Linked DNA regions of Homo sapiens: all the other regions are linked to region 2. A link is a contact called in ENCODE Hi-C data. All regions are on one chromosome and are shown on one strand. The core of a region is the stretch at or near the end of the contact, and the rest is flanking DNA. Distances in the headings are between cores, read along the strand shown. Region 1 overlaps NCOR2 (nuclear receptor corepressor 2). Region 2 has its middle 120 kb from the start of SCARB1. Region 3 overlaps NCOR2 (nuclear receptor corepressor 2).

Evidence for each region. Hi-C counts contacts between places; a loop is a spot of excess contacts on that map. Pooled maps may share reads with other maps.
Region 1: a map with no recorded cell type shows a loop between it and region 2 (4-fold over the local background). The contact joins two enhancer-like sites. A Hi-C loop is called at or near these places in 4 of 168 maps with a recorded cell type or tissue (DLD1, astrocyte of the cerebellum, endothelial cell of hepatic sinusoid and 1 more), 2 of 37 single-sample maps with no recorded cell type and 5 of 50 pooled maps.
Region 3: a loop to region 2 is called in a pooled map, with 2.5 times the contacts of the local background. The contact joins two enhancer-like sites. A Hi-C loop is called at or near these places in 3 of 168 maps with a recorded cell type or tissue (endometrial microvascular endothelial cells, endothelial cell of hepatic sinusoid and vagina) and 3 of 50 pooled maps.

What each region holds. Positions count from the first base shown.
Region 1 is chr12:124,478,094-124,482,342 of GRCh38, forward strand. The region is part of intron 5 of NCOR2 (nuclear receptor corepressor 2); the gene reads right to left. Among named protein-coding and RNA genes, the nearest start is that of NCOR2, 87 kb to the right of the region's middle. RefSeq lists enhancers at 759-1,268, 1,778-2,287, 2,288-2,795, 3,877-4,066, 4,077-4,166. Within about 2 kb of position 2,463, at least 16 of the 41 ENCODE cell types and tissues checked have a DNase peak (open chromatin) inside an H3K27ac peak, as active enhancers do.
Region 2 is chr12:124,743,740-124,747,861 of GRCh38, forward strand. No RefSeq gene overlaps it. Among named protein-coding and RNA genes, the nearest start is that of SCARB1, 120 kb to the right of the region's middle. RefSeq lists an enhancer at 1,193-1,242. Within about 2 kb of position 2,457, at least 33 of the 41 ENCODE cell types and tissues checked have a DNase peak (open chromatin) inside an H3K27ac peak, as active enhancers do.
Region 3 is chr12:124,346,537-124,350,794 of GRCh38, forward strand. NCOR2 (nuclear receptor corepressor 2) reads right to left here. Exons shown (of 49, transcript NM_006312.6): 30 at 4,051-4,201; 31 at 1,638-1,778; 32 at 1,289-1,375; 33 at 28-314. Among named protein-coding and RNA genes, the nearest start is that of MIR6880, 11 kb to the left of the region's middle. RefSeq lists a silencer at 1,487-1,781. Within about 2 kb of position 1,609, at least 3 of the 41 ENCODE cell types and tissues checked have a DNase peak (open chromatin) inside an H3K27ac peak, as active enhancers do.

The DNA of each region.
Region 1 (4,249 bases), core at 1,213-3,712, 270 kb before region 2:
GGAGGAAGAGTTCTCTCTTTTTGCTGGCCTTGAACCTGGAGGAAGGCCTGGAGTCACCGGCTTCCTTCCTGCTAACACACCAAGACCCTGTGAAAGATGGCAGAGCCAAGGGATGAAAAGGGACAGGGTCCTGAGGACATCGTGTCACCTAGATCAAGCTGTTACCTGAAGCTAACCAATGCTGGACTTCAGTTATGTGAGCCAGAATTCATGTTTATATTTGATAGGGGCTGTCTGTCCCCCTTAGGGATTTTCAGAGATAGTGCTATTTGTGACAATTCTAAAGTCCCCAAAACAAAGTTCGGTGAATTCCCAAGGAAGTCTCTGATGCCACAAAACTCCGGAGGCTGAAGAGCAGAGAAGCATCAGAAAACAGGAACACGGTGGGGCAGAGGGGGCACACACAGAAAAATCCCATCAAATTCCTGCCTCAGGCGCCCAGCTGAATTCCACACAGCAGATGCAGAAAACCTCTCAACTCGCTCTCCCAGGCATCTTCCCTTGCTCAGACTTTCCAAATCTCTTCACGGCCTGGAGCAATTACTGCGGCCAGGCTGGTCAGGCCCCAGCACCAAGCTCATCACACCTCCACCTTGTGGTCCAAGCAGAGAGGAGAGAGAGACAGACACAGAGACGAAGACAGACAGACAGATCGAGAAACAGAAATGGACATAGATGAAGACAGAAACAGAGACAGAAAGACAGAGACGTGGTGACAGACACACACAAACAGAAAGAGATAGAGATAGAGGGACACAAAGAGAAAGAGATGGAGAGGCAGAGACACAGACAGAGACAGACACAGAGACTAAGAGAGATCCCAGAGGGCGCACCACAGGCAGAGGCATTCCTGACAAGAAGAGGGAAAGCCAGGCAGGCAGAAAGAACCACAGAGCAACGGTAAGGGACGGAGACCCTCTAGAACCCACAGAGCAACGGTAAGGGATGGAGACCCTCCAGAACCCACAGGCCAGAGCGCACGGACGTGCTGGAGAGGCGGGCAGGCAGCAACTCACCCCTCGGGCCTGCTCTCTGCGCAGAGACAAAACGCGCACCTGGGGGACAACTGCCCACTCAGGGGTTGGTCACCCTCCAAGGCTGGGCCCTGAGCTGCCTGCGCACAAACACATGCACACACACGTGCACATGCACACACACGCACACACAAACACACGCACACATGCATATACACACATGCACACTCACGCACATGCACGGACACATGCACACACGTGCGCACACAAACACACATACACACGTGCAACACATGCACACTCACGCACACACACAAACACGCATGGACACACGCACGCACACACAGGTACATGCACGCACACAGGCACATGTGTGCACACACGCATACACACACACACACAAACACGCAGGGACACACACAGGCACATGCGCGCATACACACGCACATGCGCGCACACGCACACACACACCCGCACCCACACACAAACGCGCACACACACGCACGCGCGCGCGCATGCACACACACACCCTGGCCTGCTATCCATCCAGGCCCCACTTCAGGGGAGTTGTTCAAATGGAAACATCTCTCCCAGGAGGCTGAGCTAAAATTCTCTCCTGCCTTCTGTAACAACAAAACAAAACAAAAGAGGAGAAAGCAGATTCCAGTGCTAATGGGGGATGCCAGGCAGAGGGAGGAGGGCACCCCACCAGGGAGACCAGAGGGGAGACCCACAGCAGCAGGTCAACCTGGAGGCAGGCATGGGGTGCACTCCCAGCTGCCTGGGCCTGAATCCCGTTCCCCCACGTCCAGCTCGCTCAGCCTGGGGCCGTCTACAAAAGGGGGTCACAGACCCAGCCTCCTTGGGCTGGGAAGAGATCAGGGAATGACACTGGCTGGGCATGACTTGGCACGTGGCAGGCAGTCGGCGCTCACTTAATGGCACCCGCCATCACTGCAGCATTCTTACCACTGCGTGAATGCCTCCTGCGTGCCAGCCTCCTGATAAAGGAGGTGCCTCACCCTAGGGGTCAACCATTCAATCCAATCCGGCCGCACTGGGCAGAAAAGGGGACCCTGTAGGCCTGAGTGGCCACTTCCCTCCCCGGGGCTGTCTCCCAGTCCCCACCGCCCACCCCTACTCCCGCTGCAGGAGGAGGATGGCCTTTGCCCTGAGGCTGCTAAGGAGCTTAGGGTGCCCCAGGGCTGTGCAGGGAGGGGCCCGTGTCACAGCTGGCCGGGCACCAGGCTACAACAAGGATTAGGATGCCACCTGGCCACAGCCCCACCCTGGCCTGGGCAGTCAGACACAGCTGGGTGGCTGAGTGACCCTGGGGGACTGAAGCCTCTGGGGACACTGCCTGCGATTCCCCCACCAGCCCTGCCATCGGCATCCTCTGTGGAAGCTGGAGAGAGAACAAGCCTCCAGCCTGGTATGTCCTGAGCTTTACTGAAACCACAGCAAACTCCCACAGCAGCAAACCACAGGTGCTTAATCTGTGCACATCCTCACCACCGCCACCGTCTAGGTTCCACTTTCTGTTTCAAAGAGGAGTGAAATCAAAGGGCTGTGGAGGGCACTGGAGGCGTGGCAGGCCCCAGGCTGGACACACACGTGGGAGGTGTCGTTCTCCAGCCAAGAAATGGCCACGGGCCAAGCACCCCCAGGCGCCCTTGTCCGGCTGTGAGTTGTGAGTTCCTGCAAGGGCTGACTGGGCTCACAGGACCCTGGACTCCAGGCGAGTGGGGGAAGGAGGGGGAGCGGATGGGGGTAGGGGGTGGGGGAGCAAGGGAATGGGGGAGGTGAGTGGATGGGGGAGGGGCAAGGCCACTGGTGGGAGATGATGGCAGGCAGAACCCATGGGTGAGGGGCGGCTGGGAGGTGAGGGGGAGGGGCAGGTAATGAAGGCAAGGACAGATGGCCGCAGGCAGATGGGCTGGGTGGCGCTGGGTGGTGGCTGGGAGTGGCTCTGTGGTAGGGAGGTTGCCCCAGGGGATGAGCAGGGAGAGATGGCAGGAGCTGAGGAAGCAGGGGGTGAAGGGGAGTGAGCAGGACAGGGGGGCTGTTTGGGTGGAAAGAAAGAGAGGGAGGAAGAAGGAGGGAGGAAGGTGTAGAAGGAGAGAAGGAAGGGGAGGAAGGGCAGGAAGGATGTGCTGGAAGGGTTGGGCGTCGGGGCAGGGATGCTGGCTGGGGTACCCGAGGGGGCAGTGCCCGAGAGGAACTGGCATCGACACCAGTCCCAAGCCCAGACCCAAGTGCAGGCGGCCCAAGCCCCAGGCCACAGAGACCCCCTTCAAGGCCGGCAGGGCCCCTGTGGCTGAATCTCACACCCCAGGAGGACGTGGTGGGGCTGCAGCCTCAGCCATGAGTGGCCTCGAGAGTCCCCACAGGGCTAGCCACAGGTCTCCCCTGCCATGCAGGCCCTGGAGGGCAGCCAGGGCTGGAAGGAGCGAGGAAAGAGGAATGTGCCTGGGGGAGGGCGCTCCTGCGGAGGGCACAGCCGGTGCAAAGGTCCCCAGGTGGGAATGTGCCTGGCGTGTTTGAGGAACTCCAGGGTGGCCTGGGAGGCTGTACGTGAGCGGTTGAGAGGGCTGCTGCAGGGAGATGAGGTCAGGGAGGTGACGGGGCTGGATCACGCCGGACCTGCAGCCCATGGCAAGGATTTTGGCTTTTTCCTGCTTGAGACAGGAGCCATGGATGGTTTGGAGCACAGGGGGGAACACACAGGGGGATGCAGTCGTCTGCCTTTATAAGAGCCCTCTGGCTGCTGCTTGGAAGATAAACTGAAGGGAGTAGAGGGAGGCAGGAGCAGGGAGACCCAGGAGGAGGCTACTGCAAAGTTACTGGAGAGCAATGACGAGCTCAGGCCGGGGGTTGCCTCAGGTGTGGGCAGAAGGCTGGAATTGAGATATTTTAGGGCAGAGGTGTCAGGATTTGCTGATGGACTGGAAGTACGCAGGAGAGCAGGGAGGTGGCCAGGGTGGAGTCCCTGAGTGCCAACAAGAACACAGCTGCATCCGCCGGGGGAGGTTCCTGAGTGGGCTCTCAGGCGCATGTGGTCTGTTGGCTAGGAGTTCATTAACTGACCTCCACTTTCCTGTGACAACTTGGTGAGGCGGGGACTGCCCCAGTGGCAGGGAGGCCAAGCCAGCCAACGACCACACAGACACCCCAGCCCCTCCCTCCCCTGGCCCCAGAGGCAGCCCTGTGGGTATCTGGCAGGTGTGCAGGTGTCGGGGCCACAGCCACTCAGAGCAGGAGGGGAAGCCCAGCCA
Region 2 (4,122 bases), core at 1,207-3,706:
CGTTGCCCAGGATGGTCTCAAACTCCTGGCCTCAAGTGATCCTCCTGCATAGGCCTCCCAAAGCAATGGGATGACAGGCATGAGCCACCGCACCTGGTCATTCTTTACATTTTTAAGGAGTTTTTACAAACAAAACAAAAAATAACAAAGAATGCACAACAGAGGCCTCATGACGCACAAAGCCTAGAATATTGACTATCTGGCCCTTGACAGAGCACGCTTGCCATCTCCGAATCCCGCCACTGACTCCTGCCTGGGCCAGCCGTGAAAAGCAGAAAGAAGGGACAGATCAGACGGCCGAGAATTTTCCATTTCTGCCCACGAGGCCAAGCACCATCCATCACAAACCTCTAAACGCCGAGGCCTGGAAGGTTAAGTGATTTCTGCTCCAGCTCAGTGAGGCGAGGTCAGGGGCCGGCCAGAGAATGGATGTCCTCATGCACCAAAGAGAAAGGAGTCATTGCCCAGCCTCTACCATTAGCCATTGCTCATCGGCTGTTTAGGAAGCAGGGGCATTAATTTTGCTTGTTCCACGCGTGGTGTTTTATGAAATAAGGGGAGAGAAAAGGCCTATTTGTCAGTCAGGGCTCCTGGCTTCAAGTGACAAAATTCCCAATTCAAAGTGGCTGAAGCGACGGAGAGAGTTTATCGGCTCATGTTACTGAAAAGTCCAGGGGTTGGGTGAGTTTCAGGCACAGCTGGATCCAGGGGCTCACAATGGCACCACCAGGACTCATTCTCTCCATTCCTCTGGGTGTTGTTGTTGTTGTTGTTTTGGGTTTTTTTAGATGGAGTCTCGCTTTTGTTGCCCAGGCTAGAGTGCATTGGCATAGTCTTGGCTCACTGCAACCTCTGCCTTCCGGGTTCAAGCAATTCTCCTGCCTCAGCCTCCCTTGTATTTTTTGGTAGAGACAGGGTCTCGAACTCCTGACCTCAGGTGATCTGCCCACCTTGGCCTCCCAAAGTGCTGAGATTACAAGCATGAGACACCACGCCTGGCCCTCTGGGTTGGTTTTATTCTCAGGCAGGCTCTCCCGTCCTAAGGTAAGAATCTCACTGATACCCGACTACATCATGTGACCCTCCTTTGGACCAATGACTGCTGTCAGAGGATGGGATGACCTGATTGGCCAAGCCTTGGTCATGTGCTCCTCCAGGAGCCAGGGAGGCGGGGTCAGCCCCACCTGAACTACAGATGATGAGAGAAAAGAAGAAAGCTGTTTTCCTCAACGAGATCCGGGGCGCCATTACCAGGAGGAACAGATGCTGAGTTGGTAAAAGCAACAGCTGTCCCCAACAGAAGCAAACTCCTATTTCCCAGGCCCCTTGGCTAAGTCTCACCACCACCCATTTTACAGCTGAGTAAACTGAGGTCTTGGAGGTGAAGTCAGTCTCCTTCTTTGGTGATGCAGTCGGCACCCCAGTCCCAATCTAGGTCTGATTCATGCTCAGGCTGTTCACATTGACCAGCGTGCATCTCTAATCCTGCCCTCCAAGAAGCCTGCACACAGTTGGTGTGCAATAAATGCACAGCACATCAAATTGTTGTTAAGAGTCTGCCCCTGCCCACTGGACCATAAGATGCCTGAGGGCAGAGACCATGTCTGTCCTGTTCACTGTGGCACCCCAACACCCAGAGCGTAGTAGGTGCCCCCCCCAACGCTTGGTAAATGAATGAATGACTCCCTGGCGTATAGTACGCGCTCCACAAATACTGGACAAACATGTATCTCTGTGGATGCTCCACAAATACCTGCTAAGTGAATGCAAGTCTGTCTAGGGCCTCACGCACAGTAGGTACTCCACAAACAGTGGTAAATGAACAGATTCTTAGTGCCTGCACATAGTGGGTGCTTAGTAAATATTTAGTGAATCAATGAGTGGATCTCGATGGGAACCAAGCTGCCTGGATGCTCAAATATTTCCAGATCATTAACAAGATAGAGAGAGGAGAGAGATTAGGGGGCTGGTGGGGGAGGAATGAATGAGTGAAAGAATGAATGAAGGAAGGAAGGAATGACAGAAACCTTTGCTGGACTTTAGTGCTCAGACAAGGATCCACAGTCCTTGCGGCTCCACAGCGAGAATCAAGGCTGCCTGGAAGGAAGACCCAGTTTTGGAAAGGGCGCTGGGTCTTTGTGAGCTAGGAGAGGGGGCGGCGGGGCTGGCAGCAGAGTCAGGAGGAAGGGAGGTCAGCCAGGGCGGGCGAGCAACGGGGCCGTGCCAGGGACACCGCGCCCCGGGCAGGGCCTGCTCCCCCTGCCCCGACCTTGCCTCCCGTTCCACAATAGAGCATCCATTGTAAGTGGGTAATTGGGTTCCGGCACATCCCCTCCCCCGGCTGGGGGTGGAAGCAAAGGGAAACACAATCTGTTTTCTATTTGTCACGGCTGCCAAGACGCCACTCCCTCCCCCAGCCTCCGCTCTGGCTGGCCCGCTGAGCCACAGCCGCTGCGACATTCCTTGGCCTGGGCTGAGCCTGCATTCAGAGCTGCCCACCCCCGCTGGCTGACCCAAGAGAAACCACGTGACAGAGACCCAGAATCAGCCTCAGGGGCCTCCTGGCCTCGTTCCCCAGCCTCCCCCATGGGAAGCCAAAACCACAGCCCTCGCTGGAGGCTTTCCACCCCAAGGAGGACTCACATCCTGGCTCCCTCTCTTTTTAGCTGTGTGACCTTGAGCCAGTCACTCAGCCTCTCTGTGCCTGTTTCCTTCTCTAAAATGGGGAGGATAGTAATGATAGAGAGGCCCTCTTGCGTGTTAAACATACTCCTCCAGGCAGAGTGCAGAGCACATAGAAAGGGTTTGGTCGCTGTTAGCTGTCATTTGATTTATTCTTTTAGGGAGTGAGTGGGACCTTCCTGGTTTCAGTGTAATTCGCAGAGTTGGGTGTCTCTGTTCCCGAACAATTTGAAGTGGGGGAGACAAGGGTAAATGCTCAGGGGGCCCCATGCCTGAGCCGCAGGCTGCCTCACTGCACTGCCCACTCACACGCAAAGGGCCTGTTGGATGCCTCATGTGCGCCCAGCTCACACTGACCTGACAGGAGAGGATCAGAGAGGTGAGAGGAGGAACATACAGAAAAGTCAAAGGTCTGAGCTCTGCCTATGAGGGGCTGGCGACCCGTAGTGTTGGGTTAGAAAGCAAACAGGCTCTGCTGACATGTCCCTAAGCCCCTGAGTTCTGTGGGAGTTGGGGAACTGCAGCAGGCTTGGAGGACTTCCTGGAGGAGGGGAGCCAGGTTTGAATCCTGCCTCTGCTGTGGGTCTTGGGCAATGTCTTCACCGCTCTGGACTTTGTGATTTCATCTTTTGGGGACTTCTTCAAGAAAAAGAACAGCACAAGTCAGCCAGGCCTTTAACAGGTAAGGTTAGGGCAATTTCAGAAGAAACCAAGACACCTTGAACTTGGCTTTCGTTGTTGGATGAAATCCCGGGGTGGCCTTGACTTGGATGTTCAGAGTAATCCTGCTTCAGCCCCGCAAAGGGCCTGTGTGGACAGATGTGCACCTGGGGCTCCAACCCCAAGCCCCTCCACACCTTGGGCAATCACTGAACCTCCCAGACTCAGTCTCCACATCTGTAAAAGGGGACTTCAGAGGCACCAGCGTGAGAGCTTAAGCTAACAGACTTGGCACACAGCAACTGTTCAATAGATCTTAGCAACTACCCCTAATTCCCAGAGGCAGAGGCGTCTGAGAAAAGCGGAGGCAACAGACAGCAGAGGCCACAGCTTATTTGTGGACAGCAGCGGGGCCCTCACTCCCCTCTTGATGAATAAACCTGCACATGGTAGTAATGGTCCACATGAGTTCTTTCATGACCTCAGGTGCATAAAATCGGATTAATCATTGTCTTGTGACTCACTCCCATGGTTGGTGAAGCCTGACCTGTTTTGTTTTATGGGTTTATTTCTTCATTTCTTTTTGTGGTTTTGAATTTGTTTCACAATATAATGGACACTCATGAAGCTACCCCCAATGCAAGAACAGAACATAGGCAGGGACACATCTGCCCCCAGACTCTCCCCAGAAGTAAGCCCCACTCCTCGATTTAAATAAACACGTATTTTGTCCTCACTGTGGGCTTTGGGCATGAGCATGTTTGTGCCTAAACCGGTGCT
Region 3 (4,258 bases), core at 359-2,858, 400 kb before region 2:
GCCCGTGTGCCTGGCCCTGGGCCATACCTGCGTGATGGAGCCCTCCTTGAGCGGCCGCGGGGCCAGGGGCAGCTCGGGCGTGTGCCGCAGCTCCTCGCGCGGGATCTCATGGATGGAGCGGCCCGCCTCCTTCACCGTGGCCACCAGGCCCTCATGGGCCGGCTTCAGCTTCAGGGGGCCCAGGGCCTGCGTCTTGTAGGCCTCGGTCAGGTCCCGTGAGGGCGGTGGGGGCGGAGGCGTGCCCTCCCGCTTTAGGAGCTTGGCCTCCCGACGCAGGTAGTCCTCCTGTGCCTCCACGTAGGACCGAGGGATCCCTGCCGGGCCGACAGCACTGACCCTCACGCCCCGCCCCACCCAGACCCATCAAGAGCCTCCACACCAGTGGGTTCTGGAGCTAGTCTGCCTGAGTTCAAATCCCCACTTGCTGTGTGACCTTGACCAGGAAATCTGACCTCTCTGGGCCTCAGCTTCTTCACACATAAAACAAGAATATTAACTGAACCACCTCAGCAAGTCGGGAACACTATGAAATCATGAAGCTAAAACCACAGGCTGGGTGCAGTAGCTCACGCCTGTAATCCCAACACTCTGGGGGGCTGCGGCAGGCAGACAGCTTGAGCTCAGGAGTTCGAGACCAGCCTGGGCAACATGGTGAAACCCCACCTCTACAAAAATACAAAAATTAGCTAGATGTGGTGGTGTGCATCTGTGGTCCCAGCTACTTGGGAGGCTGAAGTGGGAGGATTGTTTAAGCCTGAAAGGCGGAGGCTGCAGTGAGCTGAGATCGTGCCACTGCACTCCAGCCTGGGCAACAGAATGAGACCCTGTCTCAAACAGCAACAACAACAACAAAATAAAAAAATAAAAAATAAAACCCACAAAGCTGCCAAGTTCACAGTAGCTGGCTGTGCCATGGACCAGCCGCGAGAACCTGAAAGAGTTCTCGGAGCTCTCCAAGCCTCTCCCAATCGCATGTGCCTCACCAGGATGTTCTGTAAAACGATACGCAGGTGGCACCTGGGTTAGTGCCAAGCACAGGACAGTTGCTATGTGACACCTAAAAGCACAGGGGTGATCGGTGGTATTTTGCTTTTTGTTTTTGTTTTGAAATAAGTAAGAGACACCCTTGCTCCGTAGCTCACGTACTGATCATGTACATGTGTGCTGCAGGCCTTTCTGCATACTTGTCCTGAGTTCCCACCACACTCTGGCTGTGTCTCTCCCTCCCGCGCCCTGCGTGACTGTACACCCGTTGGGGGCAACGAGGGAGCAGGGAACAGGGCAGTACCTTGTGTGATGGACCCGCGGATGTGGTGCTGCTCTTTGAGGTGGTGGGGGCTGTGTCGCTCCGGCGGGATGGCACGGCCCATGAGACCTGGGTAGGAGAGGGTGAGGCCATCATTCCGTGGCTCCCTGAGCCGACACTGGGCAGTGACAGGGGTCAGTGTTTACAGCCGCCAGTGGTCATCCCCACGATGATGGTGGAGTAGGACCCAGCACGGGAAGGTCCCTGCGCTACCTCCAGATGGAGCCTCAGAAAGCCCAGCCTCGGTTTCCCCATCTGTAAAACGGGGTCAGCCATCCCCCCACCGCCCACCAGGGGGCACCGAGAGATGAAGTCTCCTCCCTGCTATCACCTTCGATGCTGGCTGAGGAGATGGCTCTGCCCACGCGGCCCTCCATCATGTCATAGGTGCGCTTGGGGGCGGCCGTCTCATGGGGGGGTCCTGAGCTGCTTCTGCCGTCCTCCTTGGAGCACTGGGTCACAGACATGCCACCTGGAAACCACACAAAGCACTCGGTGAGGAGCTGGGCACGGGCCCAGGACCACGGTGGGCAGGCAGGACAGGCAGAGCCGGTAGGCAGGAGCCAGCAGTGCTTCCATGCTGGCCCCGTCACAAAGCCTCACAGCCGAGGCCTCCAGAGGGAGCTGGCAGCCTGCAGGCCCTGGGGGCCTGCCAGCAGGACCCAGGAGCTTTTCCAGGGGGTTGCACGGTGGGAGATGCAGGGCACGCTGCCTGCACCCTGTACCCTAGCCCTCCAGGGTGCTCTGTCTGCAAGCAAGGGTGTGCCTGTGACCACATGAGCACGTGAGTCTGTGTCCACACCCACGGGTGCCGACATGGGGCGTGAACAAGTGCACACACATGCACGTGAGCAAGGACGCATCAGCAGTGTGTGGATGTGTGGCAGGCAGGAGCACACGTGCACCGATACATCAGCAGCAGAGTGTGGATGTGTGGCAGGCAGCAGCACGCGTGCACCGATACAGCAGAGTGGAGGTGCGGGCAGGCAGGAGCACGCGTGTGCACCGATACATCAGCAGTGTGTGGACGTGTGGCAGGCAGGAGCACGCATGTGCACTGGCACGGGTCTTGTGTGTGCAGGAGTGGATGTGGGCACATGCACGTGAGCCTGGCTGCTGAGAACTAAGTGGGTCCATGTACACACATGTACCAGGGTGCAGGCAGTACACGGCTTTGTATGTATACACGTGTCACACCCAGAAACCTGTGCCGATGTGCATGTGAGTGTCCGACCACAAGTCTGCGTGTGCACGGAGAGGTGTGTGTTGCAGGCAGTGGTGAGGGGTGGCAGGGGTGGCCTCGCCAGGCCAAAGGAGCCTACATGGGCCCGGCTCACTGCTCCCCGGACAGGCAGAGAGGTGAACAGACGGAGGTGGCCCCCGAAGGTAAAGGCTGGGCTTTGCCCATCTAGCCAGGGCTCTCCTTCCAGGGCAGCCGAGTCCAGAGCTATCAGAAATGAGCCCCGGGAGCCCCCGCCCCACCCCTCAGAGGGAATGAGCAACTGACAGGCTCTCGGGCTTTTCAACCATTGCTTCGTGTGGCCCACGGCCCGTGAGCTACTCCAGGGGTTGCCAACAGGAGGGTACTAGGTTGCTGTTCAGAAAACGTTCCAAATTAATCGCCGATGTTTAAACATCGGGAGATTTCAGATAAAAACGGAGATGAGAAACCTGGCTGACCGGTGGCCGCAGGGGAGTGGACGGCGTGAGCAGGCACCACAGTCCTCCCCATTCCCTACAGTCCTCCCCACTCCCTACAGTCTCACACCTGCCGCTGCCTGCACTGCCTACCTGGCCCAGGGAGCAGACGAGAGTTTAAAGGCCCCGACTGAAACCCATGATGAAGACGATACGCTGAAGGCCTATAAAGGCTCAGGCACTGGTCTGGGGTCCCAAGGTGGGACTCTACCCAGTGACCTCTCAAGACAAGCTCTTGACTAACCCCACCACCAGCCCTTCCCAGGCTTCCCGCCACCCCCAGGGCACTCGGTCCAGGGGCACCAGGGCATGAGCTGGCACCCAAGACACAGCTGCAGGCCTGTCTCCAAGGCTATCTCTGTGGCAGCAGGGAGTGCATTATGTTCCTAAGCCACACGGTGCCACCTCCACCTCCCAGGCCTGGGGAGGGGGCTGCGGGCACAGGCGGAAGTGGATGGAGGAGAGGCAATTCCGGGCCTCGCAGCTGCAGTGCTGAGAGAGGCGCCCATTAGCAGCTTTCATCTCCACACCCCTGGGTGCCCTAGGCTGCCAGGAAATTCTCTTTCCCGGCACTCGATTCCCTTAACTCCTTCCTGGCAGGGTCTCCTCGTTCTGGAACCCAGAGCCTAGAGAGGGAGAGGATGGGGGCTCCGCAGCAAGAGCCTGGGACACAGTGGGGCGAGGGGCACTCTGGCCATGGCCTCTTTCATGGCCAATGAGAGAGTGCGTGGTTTGTCAGTACGGTGCTGGAGGCCTGGCGGCGTGAGCTCGGGCTTCTGTTCCGGGCCTCAGTTTCCCTCCTATGCTTCTAAAAAGGTTGGCCATGAGTTTGTTTTCTAAACTGTAAAGAACTGGGCAGAGGTGGGAGGCAGCTAAGGCCAACGCTTCCCTGCTGCTGGCTTGCATACCTGCAGGGATAAGGAGGTCACCACCTATCAGATTGTGCTTTCTGATGTCAATCCAGCCCTGCCTCCCTGTGAAGCTACCTCAGTGGGCCAAGCACACTCCTCCCCTGGTCCTGGGCCTCCTCTCCTCCTGCGACTCACCCTCATAGGACAAGACGTGGCCCTTCTTGCCTTCGTAGATGACGTGGCCCTTGGGCAGGCTGTCCTCCCGGCCGCGGTCCAAGCGACTCGGGCTGTCCTCGCCGATGATCCTGGTGATGGTGCCCTTGTACAGGACGTCAGCTGGCGTGCCCTGCAGGTGCAGAGGGGTGAGCGCCCAGGAGGCTGCAGCCCAGGACCCCTCTCAACT